4 separate regions of the Homo sapiens genome follow, and regions 1, 3 and 4 are each linked to region 2. The links are chromatin contacts, found by Hi-C in ENCODE. All regions are on one chromosome and are shown on one strand. Each heading gives the region's core, a stretch centred on a gene start or an enhancer-like site at or near the end of the contact. The rest is flanking DNA. Distances are from core to core; before and after follow the strand shown.

Evidence for each region. A loop is a pair of places that touch in the nucleus more often than their neighbours do. Pooled maps may share reads with other maps.
Region 1: a map of naive thymus-derived CD4-positive, alpha-beta T cell shows a loop between it and region 2 (33-fold over the local background). The contact joins the enhancer-like site here to the promoter of ZNF665 in region 2. A Hi-C loop is called at or near these places in 14 of 168 maps with a recorded cell type or tissue (B cell, CD4-positive, alpha-beta T cell, CD4-positive, alpha-beta memory T cell and 10 more), 27 of 37 single-sample maps with no recorded cell type and 28 of 50 pooled maps.
Region 3: a map of naive thymus-derived CD4-positive, alpha-beta T cell shows a loop between it and region 2 (12-fold over the local background). The contact joins the enhancer-like site here to the promoter of ZNF665 in region 2. A Hi-C loop is called at or near these places in 4 of 168 maps with a recorded cell type or tissue (B cell, Caco-2, mammary epithelial cell and 1 more), 2 of 37 single-sample maps with no recorded cell type and 9 of 50 pooled maps.
Region 4: a loop to region 2 is called in a map of CD4-positive, alpha-beta memory T cell, with 10 times the contacts of the local background. The contact joins the promoter of PRKCG here to the promoter of ZNF665 in region 2. A Hi-C loop is called at or near these places in 1 of 168 maps with a recorded cell type or tissue (CD4-positive, alpha-beta memory T cell), 1 of 37 single-sample maps with no recorded cell type and 7 of 50 pooled maps.

Annotation. Positions count from the first base shown.
Region 1 is chr19:54,022,508-54,027,928 of GRCh38, reverse strand. No RefSeq gene overlaps it. Among named protein-coding and RNA genes, the nearest start is that of CACNG6, 34 kb to the right of the region's middle. RefSeq lists a silencer at 4,937-5,140. Within about 2 kb of position 3,893, at least 5 of the 41 ENCODE cell types and tissues checked have a DNase peak (open chromatin) inside an H3K27ac peak, as active enhancers do.
Region 2 is chr19:53,191,026-53,196,507 of GRCh38, reverse strand. ZNF665 (zinc finger protein 665) reads left to right here and starts at 3,150. Exons shown (of 4, transcript NM_024733.5): 1 at 3,150-3,196. RefSeq lists an enhancer at 3,185-3,334.
Region 3 is chr19:53,841,057-53,846,940 of GRCh38, reverse strand. No RefSeq gene overlaps it. Among named protein-coding and RNA genes, the nearest start is that of NLRP12, 20 kb to the right of the region's middle. RefSeq lists an enhancer at 5,847-5,884. Within about 2 kb of position 4,625, at least 8 of the 41 ENCODE cell types and tissues checked have a DNase peak (open chromatin) inside an H3K27ac peak, as active enhancers do.
Region 4 is chr19:53,878,087-53,883,760 of GRCh38, reverse strand. It overlaps PRKCG (protein kinase C gamma), which reads right to left and starts at 1,564. Exons shown (of 18, transcript NM_002739.5): 1 at 1,097-1,564; 2 at 567-598. The coding sequence starts at 1,266. RefSeq lists an enhancer at 561-1,112.

The DNA of each region.
Region 1 (5,421 bases), core at 2,644-5,143, 830 kb before region 2:
AATCTGCGGGGTGGAGGTTGCTGTGAGCCAAGATGGTGCCACTTCATTGCAGCCTGGGCGAAAGAGTGAGACTCTGTCTCAAAAAAAAAAAAAAAAAAAAAGAGAACCCAGACCTGGAGTGGTGTCTCACGCCTGTAATCCCAGTATGGTGTCTCACTGCAGCCTTGACCTCCTAAGCTCAAGTGATCCTCCCGCCTCAGCTTCCTGAGAAGCTGGACGCACAGGCAAATGCTAATTTTTAAAAACTTTTTTGTAGAGATGGGATTTTGCCATGTTGCCCAGGCTGGTCTTGAACACCTGGGCTCAAGAGATCCTTCTGCCTCAGACTCCCAAAGTGCTGGGATTATAGGCGTGAGCTGCCACACCTGGCCTCCAGAACTATTTTAAAATAAAAAGTTAAGCCAGGTGAGGTGGCTCGCTCCTGTAATGCCAGCACTTTGGGAGGCTGAGGTGGGCAGATCACTTGAGGTCAGGAGTTTGAGACCAGCCTGGCCAACATGGTGAAGCCCTGTCTCTACGGAAAATACAAAAATTAGCTGGGCATAGTAGCAGGTGCCTGTAGCCCCAGCTACTCGGGAGGCTGAGGCAGGAGAATTGCTTGAACCCAGGAGGTGGAGGTTGCAGTGAGCCGAGATCGCGCCACTGCACTCCAGCCTGGGCGACAAGAGCAAGACTCTGTCTCAAATAAATAAATAAAAAGTTAATTTTTTGGAAAGGATGAGATAAAAAGCAGACGAAGGGCATAGAAAGGCCCTTCCAACGCGGCCCTCTCCAACATGAGGAAGCCTCCCACGAGATTTCCACTCACATCTCAAGAAACACAATTGCATCCAGCCCCTTCCTTAAATAACCACTAGCAGTGGGCGTGAGTTTACCTAACTGGGCTAAAGGTGTTTAAACTTCAGTGTGCATCAGAATCACCTGGAGGACTTGTCAAACCATAGGTTGGAGAGGAGGAGAAAGGAAAAGCTCACCTTCAGAGTTTCTGACTGATTCAGTAGGTCTGGGGTGGGGCTCAAGAATTTGCCTTTCTGACGAGCTCCCAGGTGATGCTGACGCTGCTGGTTCAGGGACCACACTTTCACAACCAGCACGTCACTAAGCCTTAGACTAATCAAGATTCATGCCTGAAACTAGAAAAGGGCCAAGTCTCCAAGGAACAAGGGTGGCCAACTGACACCTGAACAAAATCAGGGTTCTCGGCTGGGTGCGGTGGCTCAGGCCTGTAATCCCAGCACTTTGGGAGGCTGAGGTGGGCGAATCACGAGGTCAGGAGTTTGAGACCAGCCTGACCAACATGGTGAAACCCCGTCTCTACTAAAAATTCAAAAATTAGCTGGGTGTGGTGGCGAGCACCTGTAATCCAGCTACTGGGGAGGCTGAGGCAGGAGAATCACTTGAATCTGGGAGGTGGAGTTTGCAGTGAGCTGAGATTGCACCACTGCACTCTAGCCTGGGCGACAGAGCAAGACTGCATCTCAAGAAACAAAAACAAAAACAAAATCAGGATTCTCTTAGCAGAGAAGATTTTGGATTTTGAGAAACACCTGTCCCTTATATCGTACGATGACTTTTCTCTTATTTTTTCTGATCTTAATATAATTATATCAGCTTCCTGGAGAAGTTCCTCCACCACATTTTCTTACTTGTTCATTTTTCTTCAGCTGTATCAATTCTGCCTTTTTTTTTTTTTTTTTTAAAGAGACACGGTCTCACCATGTTGCCCAGACTGGTCTCGAACTCCTGGTCTCAAGTGATCATCCCACCTCAGCCTCTCAAAGTGCTGGGATTACAGGCGTGAGCCACGGCACCCACCCTACTGCCTATTCTGTTAGAGGATAATGTTATATATTTTTTACCATCATGTATTTTTATACTTTTTATTTCCATAAGCCTCTTGCTTTATGGAAAATTGTTCTTGTTTCATATTGCTAATATGTGTCCTTTTTTAGTATGTTTCTTTTTTTTTCTTTTTATTTTTTGAGACAGGGTCTTGCACTGTCACACAGACTGGAGTGCAGTGGCACAATCATAGCTCACTGCAGCCTTGACCTCCCAGGCTCAAGCAATCCTCCTGCCTCAGCCTCCCAAGTAGCTGGGGCCACAGGTGTGCACCACCACACTGGGCTAATTTTTTTTTTTTTTTTTTTGTAGAGATGGGAATCTCACTATGTTGCCCAGGCTGGCTTTGTTAAGAAGTACATTTCTTATGCTAATTATAAATTCTTGATCTATCTGACACCTCCTCCCCCGAAAAAAACACTCTCATTGCTTCACCACACCAAGCAACTGACAAAGCTTTATATTCAAGTCCTCAGGGAGAACATCCAGTTTTAAAACACAGCTGCAAGTTGTTAGACATTCTCTCTTCTTTTTTTTTTTTTTTTTTTGAGATGGAGTTTCGCTCTTGTTGTCCAAGCTAGAGTGCAATGGCACGATCTCAGCTCACTGCAACCTCCACCTCCCAGGTTCAGGCAATTCTCCTGCCTCAGCCTCCAGAGTAGCTGGGATTACAGGCACCCGCCACCATGCCTGGCTAATTTTGTGTGTGTGTGTGTGTGTGTGTGTGTGTGTGTGTGTGTGTGTGTGTGTATTTTTAGTAGAAACGGGGTTTCACCATGTTAGCCAGGCTGGTCTCAAACTCCTGACCTCAGGTAATCCACCTGCCTCGGCCTCCCAAAGTGCTGGGATTACAGGCATGAGCCACCGCGCCCAGCTGACATTCTCCCTTCTACAGGTGCAGTCTATAGCTCCTTGCTCTGAAATATTGGTGAGTCCCTGACTGCTTCGGCTGATAGAGTCAGAATAGACACCGTCTCTACATTTAACAAATAAACTAAAAATTATCCAGGCATGGTGGCATATGCCTGTAGTTCCAACTATTTGGGAGGCTGAGGCAGGAGGATCTCTTGAGTCCAGGAGGTCAAGGCTGCAGTGAGCTATAATTACACCACTGCACTCCAGCCTAGAGGCAACTTCTGAGTCTAGATCATAAAAGGTGATTCACCTTCTGCCTTGTTTGCTGAACCAAACGTCATGCAGGAAGTCTGCCTGTCCTGAGACCACCATGCTGTGAGGAAGCCCAAGTCACACAGAGAGGCCACGTGTGGGCACTCGGGTCAGCTGTCCTCCAGCTGCGCACAACCGTGGAGTCATCCAGCCCAGACACCGGACGTATGAGTGAAGACGCTCCCAGATCTTCCAGATAATTCCGGCACCCTCCATTCCAGTCTTTGCAGCTGAGGCTGCAGATAAAACCACCCTTGCTGTACTCTGTCCAAATTCTTGACTGCTAGAATCTACGAGTATAAATAAACTATAGCCGGGCGTGGTGGCTCACACCTGTAATCCCAGCACTTTGGGAGGCTGAGGCAGGCGGGTCACCTAAGGTCAGGAATTCAAGACCAGCCTGGCCAACGTGGTGAAACCCCGTCTCTACTAAAAATACAAAAATTAGCTGGGCGTGGTGGCTCGTACCTGTAATCCCAGCTAGCAGGGAGGCTGAGGCAGGGGAATCCCGCTTGAACCCGGGAGATGGAGGCTGCAGTGAGCCAAGATCGCACCACTGCACTCCAGCCTGGACGACAGAGCGAGACTCTGCCTCATAAAAGGAAGGAAGGAAGGAAGGAAGGAAGGAAAGAAGGAAGGAAGGAAGGAAGGAAGGATGGATGGATAAATAGCAGTTGTTTTTTGCCACGAAGTTTGGGGTGACTGGGTGTAAGTCAGCAGGTAACCAGAACAGAGAAGCTGCCCTGAGAGAGGGCAATTGTCCTAATTTAAAGGGATGACGCCTTTCGTTCCGTGGCCCCAGCTCTAGGTCCAAGTTGTTGCTGTCATTTTCGCCGCTAGGTGGCGGCTCATGACTGTTTCCAGCCAACGGCGGGGCAGCAAGAGGGGATGTCAATTTCTCTCCCAGCCTCGCCAGCTGATGGGGCCTTCAGCCTGGTGCCTAGTACATCAGTTAAGCACGGTGATTATTATTTCCTTGCAGAAACCCAACCTCACCCTACCTCTCCGCACGCTCATACCCTCGTTTCCAGCCTCAAGCCTTTTGCTGGAGTCCATGAAGCCCCGCAGAGAGGCTGCAGACACGGGGGCGCCTTAGCCCAGTTCCAGAGACCCTAGTTCAGCCTGCAGCTTGAGAAGGAAGTGGGGAGCTGGGGAGGCCACGCTCCCTCCGCTCCGGTCTTCTACCCCAGGGCTGGTCTTTCGCTGACGCTTCAGGAAATGAAACGCAGTACATTGCAACATCATGCACTGTTTCCCCCCCTACAATATGAAATTTAATTTTTTTAAGCATTACTGATTTATTTTTTAGGGCAAATAAAAATTGTATGTACTTATGGTGTACAACATGATGTGCTGAAATAGTATACGTTGTGAAAAGGCTAAATTGAGCTAATTTACATGTGCATTGCCTCACATTTATCATTTTTGTGTGTGTGGTAAGAACACTTACAATCTACTCTCTTAGGAAGGCTCAAGAACACAGCACATCCGTGTTAACTAAAGCCCCTCTGTTGCAGCATCATCCTCTTAAAGCCCATCCCCTCCTGGGCTTCCCTCACTGTGAGTCTGCAGCTGACACCACAAAAATTCAGGCCATCAAGTTCTAACTCATAAAATAGAATTACCATGGGATCCAGCAATTCCATTTCTGGGGAGATACCCAAAAGAATTCCAAGCAGGATCTTGAAGAGATATGTATGTATGTATGTATGTATTTTTTGAGACGGAGTCTCACTCTGTCAGCCAGGCTGGAATGCAGTGGTGCGATCTCAGCTCACTGCAACCTCTGCCTCCTGGGTTTAAGTGATTCTGCTGCCTCAGTCTCCCGAGTAGCTGGGACTACAGGCACCTAACACCATGCCCAGCTAATTTTTGTATTTTTAGTAGAGATGGGGTTTTGCCATGTTGACCCGGGTGGTCTTGAACTCCTGACCTCAGGTGATCCACCCTCCTCGGCTTCCCAAGCCAAGGATTACAGGCATGAGTCACTGCCCCCAGCCTATCTGTGTATTTATTTTTGAGACAGGGTCTCTCTCTCTGTTGCCTGGTGAGTAATACAGTAGTGTGATCTTGGCTTACTTATTGCAGCCTCGACCTCCTGGGCTCGAGCGACCTTCTCACTTCAGCCTCCTGAATAGTTGGGACTACAGGCATGCACCACCAAGCCCAGCTACTTTTAATTTTAATTTTATTTTATTTTACTTTTGTAGAGACAGGGTTTCACCATGTTGCCTAGGCTAGTCTTGAACTCCTGGGCCCAAGTGATCCACCCTCCTTGGCCTCCCGAAGTACTGGGATTACAGGCGTGAGCCACCACGCTCGGCCGGAAGAGATAATTTATACGTTGATGTTCTTAACAGCATTATTCACAAAAACCAAGAAATGGAAGCAATGTAAGTGCCATCAATGAAT
Region 2 (5,482 bases), core at 1,901-4,400:
AATGTGGAGGGGATTGCATTAAGTTCTGTTGAGAGGTGACTTGAAATTACTTACACATTCTGCCCAGGCAGAGTTTTGCATTTCACATTCTAGTTTGCATACCCTTCACAGACATTTTCAGGGCTTTTTAGTTAAGTTGCTTAAATTAATTCAAATTGCAGAAACTTTCCTGGATTCAATCTACCCCAAACCGACACCCCCAGAGATGCCAGATCCCCACCCAGAGTTGCTTCAGTCTCACTAGCAGCTCTTCTGTCCTACCTGCTGGCAGTAATAACCATTTCAACGTGAACCATTTCAACTTCTGTCCCATTCGCTGGCAAAAATACCTTTTAACGTATTTTAACGTATTAACGTATAAGTTTAACCATTTCAACTTTCTTTTGCCCAAGATTCCTATTCCCATGGTCAGGTTGGGATCTACCCTCAATAATAACTACGGTGGCCCAGGGCGTTGTAATCTGTGTGCAGCATTGAGCACCAAGGCTCTGTGTTCTGCGTTTCTGATTACATTTTTCAGCTCTAAAATTTCTCTGTTTTTCCTTTATAGCTTCTGTCTCTCTATTGATAGTCTCATTTTGCTCATATCTTGTTTTCCTGATTTCCTGTGGTTGTCTATGTGTGCTCTCCTCTTAATTCATTGACCATCTTGTGACTCTTATTTTCAATTCTTTGTCTGATAATTCACACATCTTCATTTCTTTAGTGTCAGTTTGTGGTGGTTTCATTTGTTCCTTTGTGTGGATCATGTTTCCTTTTCTCCTTGAATGTCTTGTTATCTTGGCACCTCAGCATTTCACTAATCAACCAGTCCTACTTTTTTATTTCTGGCTTCCTTCAGGGAGGACCTTCTCTATTCAGCCTGACTAGAGATTCTGGAAACCTCTGAAGCCTTTTCTGGGAATGTGTCGTCTCTGGGCTTTTGCTTGTAGTTACCTGAGAAGGTTTGCCAGTTTTTCTTCAGGAGAGCTCCTGTTGACAGTCTGCAATTCTGCAGTCCCTGTGTTTTCATGGTAAGCTGTGGTCTGGTTCTCCACCTAGTGTCTGCCTGCGTTACTGCAGACTCTCGTTTATGTTGCTTGCCTTTGTTCTCAATGGTTTCCCTGACCTGGCATCCTGTCACTTTTGATGGTACTTCTGTTACTTAACTGATTCTTTAGGTTTAATTGTAATTGTTGAGGGGTTTTTTGTTTTTGTTTTGTCTTTATTTTGTTGAGATGGGGTTTCACTATATTGCCCAGGCTGGTCTTGAACTCCTGGGCTCAAGCACCCCTCCTGCCTCAGGCTCTCAAAGTGCTGGGATTACAGGTGTGAGCCACTGCTCTCAGCCTAACTGTAATTCTTAGATGCCTGGGTTCGGGGCTTGCTCTGTCATTTCTAGCTCTTGGACCTTAGGCCAGTTTCTTAGCGTATCTGTGACAGTTTCTTTCTTTTTCTTTTTTTTGAGACGGAGTCTTGCTCTCGCCCAGGCTGGAGTGCAGGGGCGCCATCTCGGCTCACTGCAAGCTCCGCCTCCCGGGTTCACGCCATTCTCCTGCCTCAGCCTCCCGAGTAGAGTAGCTGGGACTACAGGCGCCCGCCACCACGCCCGGCTAATTTTTTTGTATTATCATTAGAGACGGGGTTTCACCGTGTTAGCCAGGATGGTCTCCTGGTGACCATCGTGATCCGCCCGGCTCGTGATCCGGTCCTGACCTCGTGATCCGCCCAGCTCGGCCTCCCAAAGTGCTGGGATTACAGGCGTGAGCCACAGCGCCCGGCCGACACAGTTGTTTCCTAGTAAGATAGGAAAAGATCTTTTTCTCATGGGCTATTATGTTGTTATTTGAGTTAATACAGGTAAAGTATTCCGAATAATGCCTTGCACATAGTGTTCAGAAAAGTCAGTCATTGCTATTGCCATTATCATCACAGTTTTTACTTCTGGCCAGTGTTTCTGTAAAGCCACTGTGGACCTTGTCACCTCAGAAGACATCATTCGTGCTTTAGCTTATCTAGATACGGAGTATCACTTAGTGTGTTGAAAATAATATCTAACACTTCTATAGAGATCAGCTTGTGTTTGGGTTTTTATTTGTCTATTTATTGTATTGTCCACAAAACTGAAAACTCCACACAGATTTAGAGGCTATTATAACTACTTAGGGAAAAGTACAATAAAACAGAATTAGGGAGACATAACTTGCTCAAAAATGCCTTCACGCTGGGGCGGTGGCTCAGTGAGCCGAGATCATGCCATTGCATTCCAGCCTGGGCGACAAGAGCAAGACTCTTGTCTAAAAAAAAAAAAAAAAAAAAAAAAACAACAACAAACCTCACATATTCGTATTTAAGAATATAGGAAACACTGATTCAGTTTCTTCTACTGTTCTCTCACAACACAGAATGCTACAGTTAGCCCAGAGGTACTGGGTTTTCCCACACACACCAAGCAAGCAATCCTGCCACAGACACCAGGTGCGTGTTCTCTCATTCCGTTCCATTTTGCCGGGACATGGCATCAGATCCCACACGTTGAGGGCTCAGTCCCACAATAGTGCACACATTTCAATGCCAGTCTCAAGCAGAGGTTGTGACTTGTGCTTACAGATCAGATATAAATCCAGGAGTCCCTTGACCCCCTCCTCAGGTTCAACGAATTTGCTAGAGTGGCTCACAAAATACAGGGAAACACTTTACATAGATTTACGTATTATAAAGGATATTACAAAGTTGACAGAAGAACAGCCAGATGGAAGGGATCAGTGAGGTGAGGCATGGGAGAAGGGGCGTTGAGCCTTGGTGCCCTCCCTGGGTGCACCACGCTGCAGGAGCCTCCCAGTGTTCACCTATCCAGAAGCTCCGCTGAATCCTCTCCTTTTGGGTTGTTATGGCGCCTTCATTACATATGCATGATTGCTTATATTACTGGCCATTGGTTAAACTTTTAGATAGCCTAAGTTTTGTTTTTTTTTTTTTTTGGGAGAGACGAAGTCTCACTCTGTCACCCAGGCTGGAGTGCAATGGCGCGATATCGGCTCATTGCAACCTCCGCCTCCAGGGTTCAGGCCCCGCCCCGGCCCCGCCCACCCTATGCTCTCAGTCCCTCCCAACGCCTGGCCTTTCCCCACCGCAACCCGCCCCTTTGCCTACTGCGCGGGCAGTTTCTTGCAAACCCGGAAGCAGATCTCTTGGAGTGAAGGCTGTTAGTCGCCGCGTGAGTTTCCCTCTATCTAGATTAAACCTGCGTTTCGGAGTCCCCTGCTCCTCCGTACCCGATGTCCGGGGGTTCGTATAGCCCTTAAAGTCCCCGCACGGCTCCCTCCATTCCATGTAAATTCAGACTTTGCCGCGAGACTCTGGGGGTCGCATCGCTTTGGGTTAAAATCACACAGGCTGGTCCTGCCCGCGGTCTTTCGGCCTTCAGACCATGCAGACACCTCCTTTCCTGCGCCGTTTCCTGCTTAAAACCCTTTACTGACCTGCGCCCTGTGAAGTCCTCATCTGCGAAGTGGGTGCAGGATTTTACCGTCCCCTAACCTCGCCCTAGTCAGCTACTGGAGCGTTAGCGCCGCAGCCCCAGTCCCGGGGAGGCCGCGCCTCTGCCTGGTCCTGGGATCCTGCATACCCCACCCCTCTCCTAAGGCGCCGTCGCCCCCCACCTCCCTCCTCCTCGTGCCGGGCCCTGCTGCTCCCTAGGCCTCCCCTTCGCAGTCACCGTTTCCCCTGAGCCCGCGTTGGGGAGGTGCCCGGGCCTTGTCCTGTGATACCCGGTGTTCTTGCCTGCCCAGCTCCACCCGCTGGAAAATGTGCTCCTCCAGGATCCAGGTGTCTTACTCCAAACCCTCCCTGTGAATGTGTGGGCCAAGGGGATCAGGAGACAGAGAGGGGGGCTGAGAGAAAAGTAGAAAAACGGAGACAGAGGAAAGAATGAGGGAAACCAGTAAACATGGCAAAGTAGAGGATGGGTCAGGATTTACAAAGAGACAGTAAGGGTGAAAGAAGTCGCTGAGAAAGTAACAGGATGGAGAAACAACTGGAGAAATGTAGAGAAAAGCTCGCTGTCTAGAGAGATGAAGGACAGCAAGGTAGGGAGAGGGGCAGCTCCTCAGACGGAGAGTTAGGGAGAGGAGGGGGTATTTGGAGCCAGGATAGACAGAGCAGCGTGGTGCTGGGACAGCAAGAAGGGGCAGCTGGTGACAAGGAGAGCAGAGGGAGAACCACAGCAGGGGGAGACCTGGGATCTGGGGGTGCCAAAGAGTGGGGACAAGGAAGTGAAACAGGGAAGAGGGGATTTAACAGGGAGAGCAGAGATAAGGGAAGAAAGAGGCAGAAATAGATGGAGATTGGGGACAACCAAAAGACGGGTGAAAGAGGAATAAGAGGTGAAACAAGTTGCAAGAATGGAACAGAACAAGTGGAAGAGAAGGATAGAGGGAAGGAGAAACAGCAGGAGAAGAGAGGGGCTCAAAATGAGGAGCAGAGACCCAGGCTGAAACACAGAAAAGAAACAAGGAGAGAGAAGAAGAGAATGAGAGAGATGTACAGAATGAGGGAGGGAAACACACAGGAAGGAAGAAAGAGGGGGACTATGGCCCAGATGCATGGTGGTTTCATTGGATATGGATAATTACATCGTGATATATTGATTTCTGTATCCATAATCTAACAAATTTTTTTTTTCTTAAGACAGAATCTCACTCTATTTCCCAGACTGGCGTGCAATGGCACGATCTCGACTCACTGTAACTCCGCCTCCTGGGTTCAAGCGATTCTCTTGCCTCAGCCTCCCGAGTAGCTGGGATTACAGGCATGCACCACCACACCTGGCTAACTTTTGTATTTTTAGTAGAGACGGGGTTTCACTATGTTGACCAGGCTGGTCTCGAACTCCTGACCTCAGGTGATCTACCCACCTCAGCGTCCCAAAATGCTGGGATTACAGGCATGAGCCACTGTGCCCAGCCCCTAATAATCTAACAAATTTTATATGTATATATTTTGTTTCTGTTATGGAGATGCTGGTGAGAATCACAAAAGTTTTGTCTATAAGACATGTGCATTTTATAATTCCTGGCATCAGAGGTTAGCTTCTATTTGCAATCTCTGTTCTAAGAGAGCAGTGACTTGACTCATTCAGTTATGGGTCACCCTCTTTCCTTTTCCTAGGATGGGGTAATGTGTAGGCAAGTGTATGAGTGAGGAGGAAAAACCAAAGTGTTTTTCCCACTCTCATAATCAAGTAATGAACGCTCAACAAAGAATGCATCGCCTCTCATCACCAAAACGTGTGGGGTGGGGATTTCTCCTCACCAACACGCAGTTCTTGAACAAACACTACCTGACTGTCCAATAATTTAATTCAATTCGGACACTGTCTACCCAGAGTTAGCATTAGATCCCACTAGTTGAGGGTTCCCTCTTCAGATACCAGCCCCAAGTCCCAGATTCGGAGCTTCGGATCCATTGAGTATAAATTTGGGATTCTCCTCATCCCTTCCTG
Region 3 (5,884 bases), core at 3,376-5,875, 650 kb before region 2:
CCACCCACCTCGGCCTCCCAAAGTTCTGAGATTACAGGCGTGAGCCACTGTGCCCGGCCGCACACTGATTTTCTTGATAACATTTTCTTTTCTCTAGCTTCCTTTATTGTAAGAATATAGTATATTATACATAGAATATCAACTTTTTTTTTTTTTTAGGTAGGGTCTGGCTCTGTTGCCCAAGCTGAAGTGCAGTGGCACGATCTCGGCTCACTGCAACCTCCACCTCCTGCGATTTGGGGCCTCAGCCTCCCAAGTAGCTGGGATTACAGGTGAATGCCACCATGTCTGGCTAAATTTTTAGCAGAGGGTCTTACCATGTTTGCCAGGCTGGTCTTGAACGCCTGGCCTCAAGTGATCTGACTGCCTTGGCCTCCCAAAGTGCTGGGGTTATAGGTGTGAGCCACCACACCCGGCCTATTTTTTCTTTTTTCTATTTATTTATTTATTATTATTATTTTTTGAGACGGAGTCTCGCTCTGTCACCCAGGCTGGAGTGCAGTGGTGCAATCTCGGTTCACTGCAAGCTCCGCCTCCCGGGTTCACGCCATTCTCCTGCCTCAGCCTCCCGGTAGCTGGGACTACACGTGCCCGCCACCGCGCCCGGCTAATTTTTTTGTATTTTTAGTAGAGACGGGGTTTCACTGTGTTAGCCAGGATGGTCTCGATCTCCTGACCTCGTGATCTGCCCGCCTCGGCCTCCCAAAGTGATTACAGGATTACAGGCGTGAGCCACCGCGCCCGGCCTCTTTCTTTTTTTAATCTGATTTTCTCCTAGAGCCTTCGGATGAGACCTACCATTCTTTTATTTTATTTTATTTTATTTATTGTACTTGAATGTCAGTAGGGAAAGTATCTGAGTCACAGAGCACCAAAGTATGTTAGCAGCGGAGAATGCGTATGAGTCTGCAGCAACTTCCATTTTTGCCTCTTCAGAAGAAAGAATTCCACTGGGGGAATAAGGCAGGAGAGACCAAGGCAAGCTTTAGAGCATTAGTGAAAGTTTATTAAAAACTTCAGAACAGGAACTAGGCGGGCGCAGTGGCTCACGCCTGCAATCCCAGCACTTTGGGAGGCCGAGGCGGGCGGATCACAAGGTCAGGATTTCCAGACCCAGCCTGACCGATATGGTGAAACCCCATCTCTACTAAAAATACAAAAATTAGTTGGCCGTGCCGTGATGGTGGGTGCCTGTGGTCCCAGCTACTCGGGAGGCTGAGGCAGGAGAATCGCCAAACCTGGCAGGTGGAGGTTGCAGTGAGCCAAGATCGCGCCATTGCACTCCAGCCTGGGCAAAAGAGCAGGACTCCTTCTCCACAAAAAGAAGAAAGAGAGAAAGAAGGGAGGGAGGGAGGGAAGGAAGGTAGGAAGGAAGGAAGGAAGGAAAGGAGGGAGGGGCTGGGCACCGTGGCTCATGCCTATAATCCCAGCACTTTGGGAGGCCGAGGCGGGGCGGATCACCTGAGGTCAGGAGTTCGAGACCAGCCTGGCCAACATGGCGAAACCCCATCTCTACTAAAAATACAAAAATTAGCTGGGCGTGGTGGTGGGCGCCTGTAATCCCAGCTACTCAGGAGTCTGAGGCAGAAGAATCTCTTGAACCCGGGAGGTGGAGGTTGCAGTGAGCCGAGATCGCACCATTGCACTCCAGCCCAGGCGTCAGGGCAAGACTCCATCTCAAATAAAGAAGAAGAAAATGAAACTTTATATTGATAACCTGGATTTGCCTCATTCTTCAGTTTCTTAACTCCATGTGTATTTGGGGGCTGCTTTGCACATAGGGCCCTTTCACAGGAGGGGAAGGCTTGTTACACAGCAAAAGGTATTGGGCGCACTCCTGCGCAGGTTTCCTCTCCGCTCTGCTTCCCCTTTGTGGACCGAAACTGATGACAATACACACCTCGTGGGTTGTTGAGTGATTACGTAACTTAATGCATGTAAAGGGCTCAGATCATTGCCTGACACACAGTACGTGGTGCTCAGTAAATGTTGGTTGTTGTGGTTATATGCAATTATTCCAAAATCTGAAAAATCAGAAATCCGAAACGCTTCTGGCCCCAAGCATTTTGGATAAAGGATACTCAACTCTTATTTATATACTAAAATACTATTTACTTCATCCTTTCCTTAAAATACATATATTTCAGCCTGGGCAACATAGTAAGACCCCGTCTCTACAAAAAGATACAAAGATTAGTTGGGCATAGTGGTGTGCACCTGTAATTCCAGCCAGCTGGGGGGTTGAAGTGGGAGGATTGCTTGAACCTGGAAGGTTGAGGCTGCAGTGAACTGTGATCTTGCCACTGCCCTCCAGCCTGGACAACAGAGCAAGACCCTGTCTCAAAAACAAATAAATAAAAAACAAAAACCATATGTTTGCTTAAATTAAAAAAAAACACAAAAAACAAAACTTCGGCTGGGCACGGTGGCTCACACCTGTAATCCCAGCACTTTGGGAGGCCAAGGTGGGCAGATCACGAGGTCAGGAGATCGAGACCATCCTGAGTAACATGGTGAAACCCCGTCTCTTTTAACACACACACACACACACACACACACACACACACACACACACACACAAAAGCCAGGCGTGGTGGCGGGCACCTGTAGTCCCAGCTACTCGGGAGGCTGAGGCAAGAGAATGGTGTGAACCCAGGAGGCGGAGCTTGCAGTGACCCGAGATCATGCCACTGCACTCCAGCCTGGGTGACACAGCAAGACTCGGTCTCAAAAAAAACAAAACAAAACAAAACAAAAACCTTCAAGCAGCTATGACATAAGTGAGCACAGGTTTACTCATTAGTCTTTGTGTACGTATCAAAGAAAAACGTGAGCAAATATTTACATACCAAGTGTCCTGAAATTAGGATCAACTATATATTTATTCCATAACTTGTCATTGTAGAAGACATTATTTTTGTAGCATTTAGAGACTCATTTGAATAATTCAAATGATTATGAACTTGCAACCTGGAAACCATGACAGTTATGGACAGCTATGTTTTCTAGAATCTTTTTTTTTGTGTAAAATTCCCGATTAAACGGTGTAAATTATGTTTGCAAAAAGAAGGTGAATTTGCTGAACAAACGTATGATAATTAGCCATGGCTGTGACTTTGCCGATAGTTTTTGTTTTGTTTTGTTTTGTTTTGAGATGGAATCTCACTCTGTCACCCAGGCTGGAGTGCAGTGGCATGATCTGCAAGCTCACTGCAAGCTCTGCCTCCTAGGCTAATTTTTTGTATTTTTAGTGGAGACCGGGTTTCACTGTGTTAGCCAGGATGGTCTCGATCTCCTGACCTCGTGATCCGCCCATCTCAGCCTCCCAAAGTGCTGGGATTACAGGTATGAGCCACCACACCCGGCCTTTGCCGATAGAGTTTTAAGTATCTCAACCTGCACGGAAGACTGCATAGATTATTTTAGAATCTGGAACAAATAAAAAGTCATTCCTCTTTGCAAAGTTATTCTGTGCATAAAATAAATAAATGACTCTAACAGATTAAGTCTAGAACAGTGGTTCTCAACGGAGGGCAATTTTGCCTCTTGTTTTAAGATGTAGGGTCTTTTGGGGGGTGGGGTTGTATGTTTGTTTGTTTTTTGAGACAGGGTCTAGCTCTGTCACCCAGGCTGGAGTACAGTGGCGCAATCTTTGCTCACTGCAACCTCTACCTCCCGGGTTCAAGCGATTCTCCTGCCTTGGCCTCCTGTATAGCTGGGATTACAGGCGCCTGCCACCACACCCGGCGAATTTTTGTATTTTTAGTAGAGCCGGGGTTTCACTATGTTGGCCAGACTGGTCTCGAACTCCTGACGTCAGGTGATACTCCTGCCTCGGCCTCCCAGAGTGCTGGGATTACAGGCGTGAGCCACTGCGCCTGGCAAAACGTAAGCTTTATTATTCAGTTATTGTGAGGCCAACAGATCAGGAGACAGTTGCCATTGATAAGACAGTTTGTGGCTGGACACGGTGGCTTTTGCCTGTAATCCCAGCACTTTAGGAGGCAGAGGCAGGTGGATCACCTGAGGTCAGCGGTTCGAGACCAGCCTGGCCAACATGGTGAAACCGCGTCTCTACTAAAAATACAAAAATCAGCTGGGCGCGGTGGCAGGTGCCTATAATCCCAGCTACTCGGGAGGCTGAGGCAGGAGAATCGCTGGAACCCGGGAGGCAGACGTTGCGGTGAGCCCAGATTTCGCCACTACACTCCAGCCTGGGCGACAGAGCGAGACTTTGTCTCAAAAAGGTAAGTAAATTAAATAAATAATAGAAAACATCTCTGCTATTTTTGTCAGAGTTGAATCACCCAAGTAGAATTACTGTAAGAATATTCATGCGTGAGACCATATTAATTTCTAAAACTGCCGGTTGACCTTCTGAACTGGCTTTACCCTCTGCTGGTCATCACTGGCTTTAACAAAGAAGAGGTTTTTTTCCCCCTAAGGGAACAATGGCATTCCTTTAACTTGCATTTCTTACTGATTTGTTATCAGAACTTGGCACTTGGCTGCGTGTCAATTTATGGCATTGTTCACTGAGACTATTCCTATTAAGTTTTACTTCCTCAGTTGACTCCGTGGTGAGTCATTACAAAGTTTAAAGGGAACGCGATTAGGTTTACTTCCCCTCGAACAGCCTGTCTTCTGCTCGCCCACCTGTGTCTCAGCGCCCTCTACTGGTGCCTAAAATCCTATCATAATTTAGTCCACAGGAAATAAAACAAAATCCTCTGCAGTCCCAGGCCAGCCCTAGCCGGGCCCTCCGAAACAGAGGTCAGAGGTCAGTCTAGAAAACTCAGAAAGGGGCGCTTTTCATTGTTCCATATGAAAATCATTCCAATTTTGATTTTCACCATCCACGGAAGCCTCAATTTAAAAAAAAAAGTATCTTGCATGAATTGACTGCTGGGCAATCAGTCCTAAGATTGAAATTGTTTGTGATTTTCAGTTACCGGTTAATGACTAGACAATTAGGCAGAAAGAAATCACTTGCCCAGGCCGGGTGCGGTGGCTCACGCCTGTAATCCCAGCACTTTGGGAGGCCGAGGAGGGCGGATCAGCTGAGGTTGGGAGTTCAAGACCAACCTGGCCAACATGGTGAAACCCCGTCTCTACTAAAAATACAAAAAAATTAGCCAGGCATGGTGGCGGGCGCCTGTAATCCCAGCTACTCGGGAGGCTGAAGCAGGAGAATTGCTTGAACCCGGGAGGCAGAGGTTGCAGTGAGCTGAGATCATGCCACTGCACTCCAGTCTGGGCAACAGAGCAAGACTAGGTCTTAAAAACAAAAAGAGAGAGAAAATAAATCACATGCGCCAGGCAGAGCTGTGTAACCCAAGCCTCAATTTGCTCAGGTGTAAAAGATGCATTCCACCTTCCAAGAATGTTCATTAATTTTCTTAAGTACAGGCATATGTGGAGCCCAAGGTCGTTACAGCTAACTCTGGTCCCCTTAGTTTTATATACTTTGACCAGTAGGAGTGTTCCTAAAACTAGCTAGATAGGAGAGTTGTTTTATAGAAATTATATCTCTTCTTGGCAATAAAACTAGGGTACCTTCTATCTGAAGCCTGAATTGAAAACGTAATACCAATTTGGACCAAGCACAGTTGCTCACGCCTGTAATCTCAGCACTTTGGGAGGCCAAGGAGGGAGGATTGCTTGAGCCCGGGAGTTTGAGACCAGCCTGGGCAACATAGTGAAACCTCATCTCTACTAAAAATTAAAAAAAGAAATTAGCCAGATGTGCTGGTACGTGCCTGAAACCCCAGCTACTCAGGAGACTGAGGCAGGAGGATGGCTGGAGCCCAGGAGTTTTGAGGTTTCAGTGAGTCATGATTGCACCACTGTACTCCAGCCTGGGTGACAGAGTGAGATCATGTCT
Region 4 (5,674 bases), core at 315-2,814, 690 kb before region 2:
AGGAAGCAGCAACTTGGGCAGAAGTGAGTCTGGGGGCGCTGCTGCCGGCCCGCCCCCCACCCTGACTCACTCTGTTCTCAGCAGTAGCAGCTGGTGCTCAAGGACTCGCCCCCCTCTCCCGCCCCCCAGAACTGCCGGCCCCGCCCGGCCCCCACTCGCCCATTGGTGACCCCACCCGGCCTGCCCCTGCCTAGGACGGCTGGTGTTGTCATGGCGACGGCAGCCTGGGGTGGGGGGGGGCTCTGACTTTGCATCTCCAGCCCCCTCCCCCTTCCCCCCTTCAGCTCCCCTTTTCCAAATCTCCATGTTCCCATGGCAACAGATTCTCCAAATATCTGTCCCCACCTGGAGCCGGCCGAGGGAGGGGCCCCCAGCACCACCTCCGCGGTGGCCCCACCATCAAAGCTCCCTCCCCACCACAGGCTGTGTCTCTGCCACACCCCCCGCCCCGGGCTCCCCCGCGCCTCTCTGGGGACCAGAGAACACGTGTGTCAAGCAGCCTCAGCTGTGGGGCCCCAGCCTCCACCCTCCTGAGGGTCCCAGGAGCCCCGGTCCCCAGCTCTTACCTTGACATTGCAGGCCCTGCTTTCCGATACCCCTGGAAGAGTCAGGGATCCTAGGTCAGTGCAGAAAGGGGTACCTGGACCCCCAACCTCTGCGAGCCACAGGGGGCCTGCGCTCTCTGACCCTCCTCCCGCAGGGCCCAGGTGTCCAAGCCCCGGCCACCTCCTCTTTCTAGAACCCAGAAATTTTGGCCCCCAGCCCTTCTTCCCTTAGACTGGAGTTCAGCCCCCAGTTTCTTCCTCCTTCAGACCCAGGAATCCAGGCTCCCAGCCCCCCAGGCCCTTCCTCCCTCAGACCCAAGACTCCAGGACCTCTGTCCTCCAGCCTCCTCCTCCCTCGGACCCAGCACTCCAGGAACCAGCCTCCTCCTCACTGAAACCCAGGAGTCGAAGCTCCCAGCGTTCCCTGGCCATCCTAGAACCTGGGAGTCGGGACTACAGCCCCCTCCTTCTTCCTTCCACAGGGGTCGGCGTGATAGGAGTCTGCACCCCTAGTCCCCTCGTCCCCCAGTCCCCCAGCCCCCTTCCCTCACCAGATGAAGTCGGTGCAGTGGCTGCAGAAGGTGGGCTGCTTGAAGAAGCGAGCGGTGAACTTGTGGCTCTTGACTTCGTGGACCACCTTCTGCCTCAGGGCCCCCTTTCTGCAAAACAGGGGCCGGGGTCCCCCCTCTGAATCGCCTACGCCGGGGCCCAGACCAGCCATGGCCCCAGAAACGTAGCAGGGACCAGGATCCTGCCTTTCTTGGGGGAAACAGGTGGAAGGGAGAGGAGCTGGAGACTCGAAGGATCAAAGGAGCCACAGGGAAATTCCGAGGTGGGCAGGAGAGGGGCAAGGCACCTCCAGGTGCGGAGCGCGCCAGGCAGGGAGCGGCACCCCGGGCGCGCCGGCTCCGCCAGGGGGAGCGGGCGAGTGGGGAGGAAGAGCCAAAGGCAGGGGCGCCGGCAGCCGGAGGCACGGGCGGCGGCGGTGGGAGCTCCAGCTCCGGCACCTGCTGAAATGTGGGAGCCCCGGGTTGGGGGAGGCGTTGCCAGGACGACCGAGAGGGCGGGGTTTCGGCTTAAAGGCGCTCCCCTCCCGGAGACACGGGACAAATGTCCTCCCTCCCCGCCCCCCACACGTGCACACACCCACTCCGGGGGCTGGCTGGAGGGAGGGGCATCCTCTGAGCCTGGCTCCCCCCCACCACCCTGCAATCTGTCATCCTGCCCCGCGTTCCTCCCCCACTAGGGTGCCTCGTGTGTCCTGTGGGCGCCCTGGGGTCCCTGTGTCTGACCCTGCCCCTCTCCTTCCTTCAACAAACTTTATGCTCCACGCTAGGGGTCCAGCAGTGGACAGGCAGGGCGCTAAGGTTCTCACTTTCTCCGATGCCGGCTGAGTCTTTATTTCCTCCCCTGGCCTCTCCATTATTTGTGTAGCTCTCTGCCTGCGTGTGTCTTTCTTGTGACCTCTGTCCCTCTCCCTCTATTCCTGGAGCGAGCTTTCTCGATGTGTCTCTGTTTCTGCCTCTCAGTGGATCTGTTTTCTTTTCCCTGTCTCCGAGAAATGCTGTTTCTATTTCTTTCTATTTCTCTATTTCCTCTGCTGTGTGTCTCCATCTGTATCTGTCGCCATCTCTGGGTCTTGGTGTCGTGGTTCTTCTCGGGGTCTTGGTCTGCCTCACTGTGAATCAGTCTCCCTCTGTCTCTCCCTCTACGTCTGATAAATTCTTCCGCCTCTGTCTCCCTGAGTTTGTTTCTTTCCCTGTCTTTGTCTCTCTGGCTCTGTGAATCTCTATTCTCTCTCAGGCTGTGACTCTGTCTCCCCCTCCCTCTGCAACTTGATCTCTTTGGGAGTCCGTCTCTGTCTTCCTCTCTGGGAGTCACTCTCTAAATGCTTGCCCCTGTCTCTCCCTCTCTCTCCTCACCTCCACCCGTCTTTATAAATGCCTTTGTCTCTGTCTCTCTCCCTTCCTCCGGTTCTGCAACTCCGTCTCTGTTTTTGTTTGTCTCTTCCTATATCTCTCTGGTTCCATCTGTTTCTCTGTACTTGTCCCTCTCTGGCTCTGTTGATCTCTCTCTCTCTCTCTGATGCTAGGGGGGTCTCTCTCCTGTCTATGACTCAGTCTCTCTCTCCCTCTTCTCTTCTCTGTCTCTGTCCCTTTCTCTCTGACCCAATCTCTCTCCCTCTTCTCTTCTCTGTCTCTGTCTCTGTCCCTTTCTCTCTGACCCAATCTCTATTTGTCTCTCTGGCTCTATGAATCTCTTTCTGTTTCTGGGGATCTCCCCGTCCCTCTGTGTCTGTGATTCACTCTCCCTGTGTCTCTGGCTCTCTGAATCTATTCATCTCTCTGACTCTCTGAATCTGTGTCTCTGGCTCTATGAATGTCTATGTCTCTCTGACTCTGAATCTGTGTCTCCGGCTCTATGAATGTCTCTCTATGTCTCTCTGACTCCCTGAATCTGTGTCTCTGGCTCTATAAATCTATGTCTCTCTGACTCTGAATCTCTCTGTGTCTCCGGCTCTATGAATGTCTCTCTATGTCTCTCTGACTCTGAATCTCTCTGTGTCTCTGGCTCTATGAATCTCTATGTTTCTCTGACTCTGAATCTCTCTGTGTCTCTGGCTCTATGAATGTCTTTCTATGTCTCTCTGACTCTCTGAATCTCTGTGTCTCTGGCTCTATGAATCTCTATGTCTCTATGAATCTCTGTGTCTCTGGCTCTATGAATCTCTTTCTATGTCTCTCTGACTCTCCGAATCCCTCTGTGTCTCTGGCTCTATGAATCTCTCTGTTTGTCTCTTTGGCTCTGTGAATCTCTGTGATTCAGGCTCTCTGAATCTCTCTATATGTCTATGAATCTCTCTGTGTCTCTGGCTCTATGAATGTCTCTCTATGTCTCTCTGACTCTCTGAATCTCTGTGTCTCTGGCTCTATGAATCTTTCTATGTCTCTCTGACTCTCCGAATCTGTGTCTCTGGCTCTATGAATCTCTCTGTTTGTCTCGTTGGCTCTGTGAATCTCTGTGATTCAGGCTCTCTGAATCTCTCTATATGTCTCTATGAATCTCTCTGTGTCTCTGGCTCTCTGAATCTCTGTCTCTGGCTCTAGGAATCTCTGTCGAGGGTCTCTAGATAGAGACTTCCCTCTCTGTGTCTCTGTGATTCAGTCTCTCTCCCTCTTCCCTTTTCTGTGTCTCTCTCTCTGTCCCCTTCTCTGACCCACTCCATGTGTCTATCTGGCCCTGTGAGTCTCTCTCCATCTCTGAGGTCTCTCCCTCTCTCCCTGTGTCTCTGTGATTCAGTCTCTCTCCCTCCTGTCTTTTCTATGTCTCTGTCCTCTGTCCTCTTCTCTGACCCACTCTACGTGTCTCTCTGGCCCTGTGAATCTCTCTGTCTTTGAGGTCTCTCCCTCCCTCTAAGTGTCTCTGTGATTCAATCCCTGTCTCCCTCTCTCTAGATCTCGCTGGCTTCGGCATCCTCTCTGTGCGCCCCCTCTCAGGAAAGGGGTCTCTCCAAGGGCCGGCGCGGTCAGTCTCTTCCGGCCTCCACACCTCTTGGTCGCTCTACCCGCGTCCCCGCCTCTCTCTGGTCGGGCTCTGCGCCTCCCCGGCTCGGGAGCGCTTCCCAGTCCCCGCTCCCGGGAGACCCTCTCTGTTGCCAGGGGCAACCACGGCCCGCCCCGGGCTGCGGGCGCAGTGCATTCTGGGACTGGTAGTCCGAGCCTGCGGACCAGCCACTCTCGGGACACGACCGAGAACTCCGCCTCCCGGCGTGCCCCGCGAGGCTGGGCGGGACGCTGCGGCGGCGCCTGGGAGGGACTCTGGACGCCCAGCTTACCTTCTCTGGGACTTTTCAGGGGTTCGGGGCGGGTTTCCTGGGATTCCCAAAGCCGAAGGGAAGGTGGGGGAATCCGAGTCCTCTTGTAACCACTCTCCCTAAATGTGGAGTCCACTGGCCTTCCAGCCACCTCCAGGTGACCTAGGGCGAAGGATAGGCGGCGGGGATGGCCCCGAAACCGACCTAGGAATCCCACCACGTTCTAGTCCAGTGTCCTTGAGTTCTTTCCCGAGTTAACCAACGTATCACCCCAGAGTTCTATAGCTGTTCTTTCGGATGCCTTCCAGAAGGGATTCAGGCATGGGATGGGAGAGAAGGGTGGGCGAGGCGTCCTTTAAGAAGACAGCGATGGAGTGGGTTGGAGCTCAAGAGTGGACGCTGCAGAAATGAAAAGGAGGCCTTTCCTCATCCAACGACAGTGTGTGCCCCAGCTGGCCTTTCCTTCTCCCCTTCCAGGGGAACCCTTCCCTCCCTTGCGGTATCTCTCCCCAATTGCTTTTGCGGATGTAGATGCAGATAGCGGGTTCTGTGATCATCGAATTTTCTTTAAAACTTTTTTTTAAATAGAGACGAGGTCTTGCTGTGTTGCCCAGGCTGGTCTTGAACTCCTGGGCTTAAGCGATCCTCCCGCCTTGTCCTCCCAGTGTTGGGACTACAGGCGTGAGCCTCCGCGCCGGCTGATCATGGAATATATATATATATATATATATATATATATATATATATATATTTTTTTTTTTTTTTTTTTTTTTTTTTTTTCAGACGGAGTCCCGCTCTGTCTCCCAGGCTGGAGTGCAGTGTGGCGCGATCTCGGCTCACTACAACCTCCGCCTCCCAGGTTCAAGCGATTCTCCTGCCTCAGCCTCATGAGTAGCTGGAACTACAGGTGCCCTCCACCACGCCCGGCTAATTTTTGTATTTTTAGTAAAGACGGGGTTTCACCATGTTGGCCAGGATGGTCTCGATCTCCTAACCTCGTGATCCACCCGCCTCAGCCTCCCAAAGTGCTGGGATTACAGACGTGAGCCACCCGCCGGGCCTGATCTGGGAATTTTGTAGGGCTTATATTTATTTGTGTATTTGTGATTCTCCTGAGGTCCGGGAAATATGTAGGCGGAGGATTACCTAGGTGCCCAGGCAAGAGACTGAAGGCACAAACTGTTTCAGTATAATAAACAAAATAGTTAGAATAAGAATAGTCATAATACAAATTAGATGTAGAGATGATCATGGACAATTATCAATCATTATTATAAACATTATTAATCATTAGCTTTTAATATTACTCTTTGCT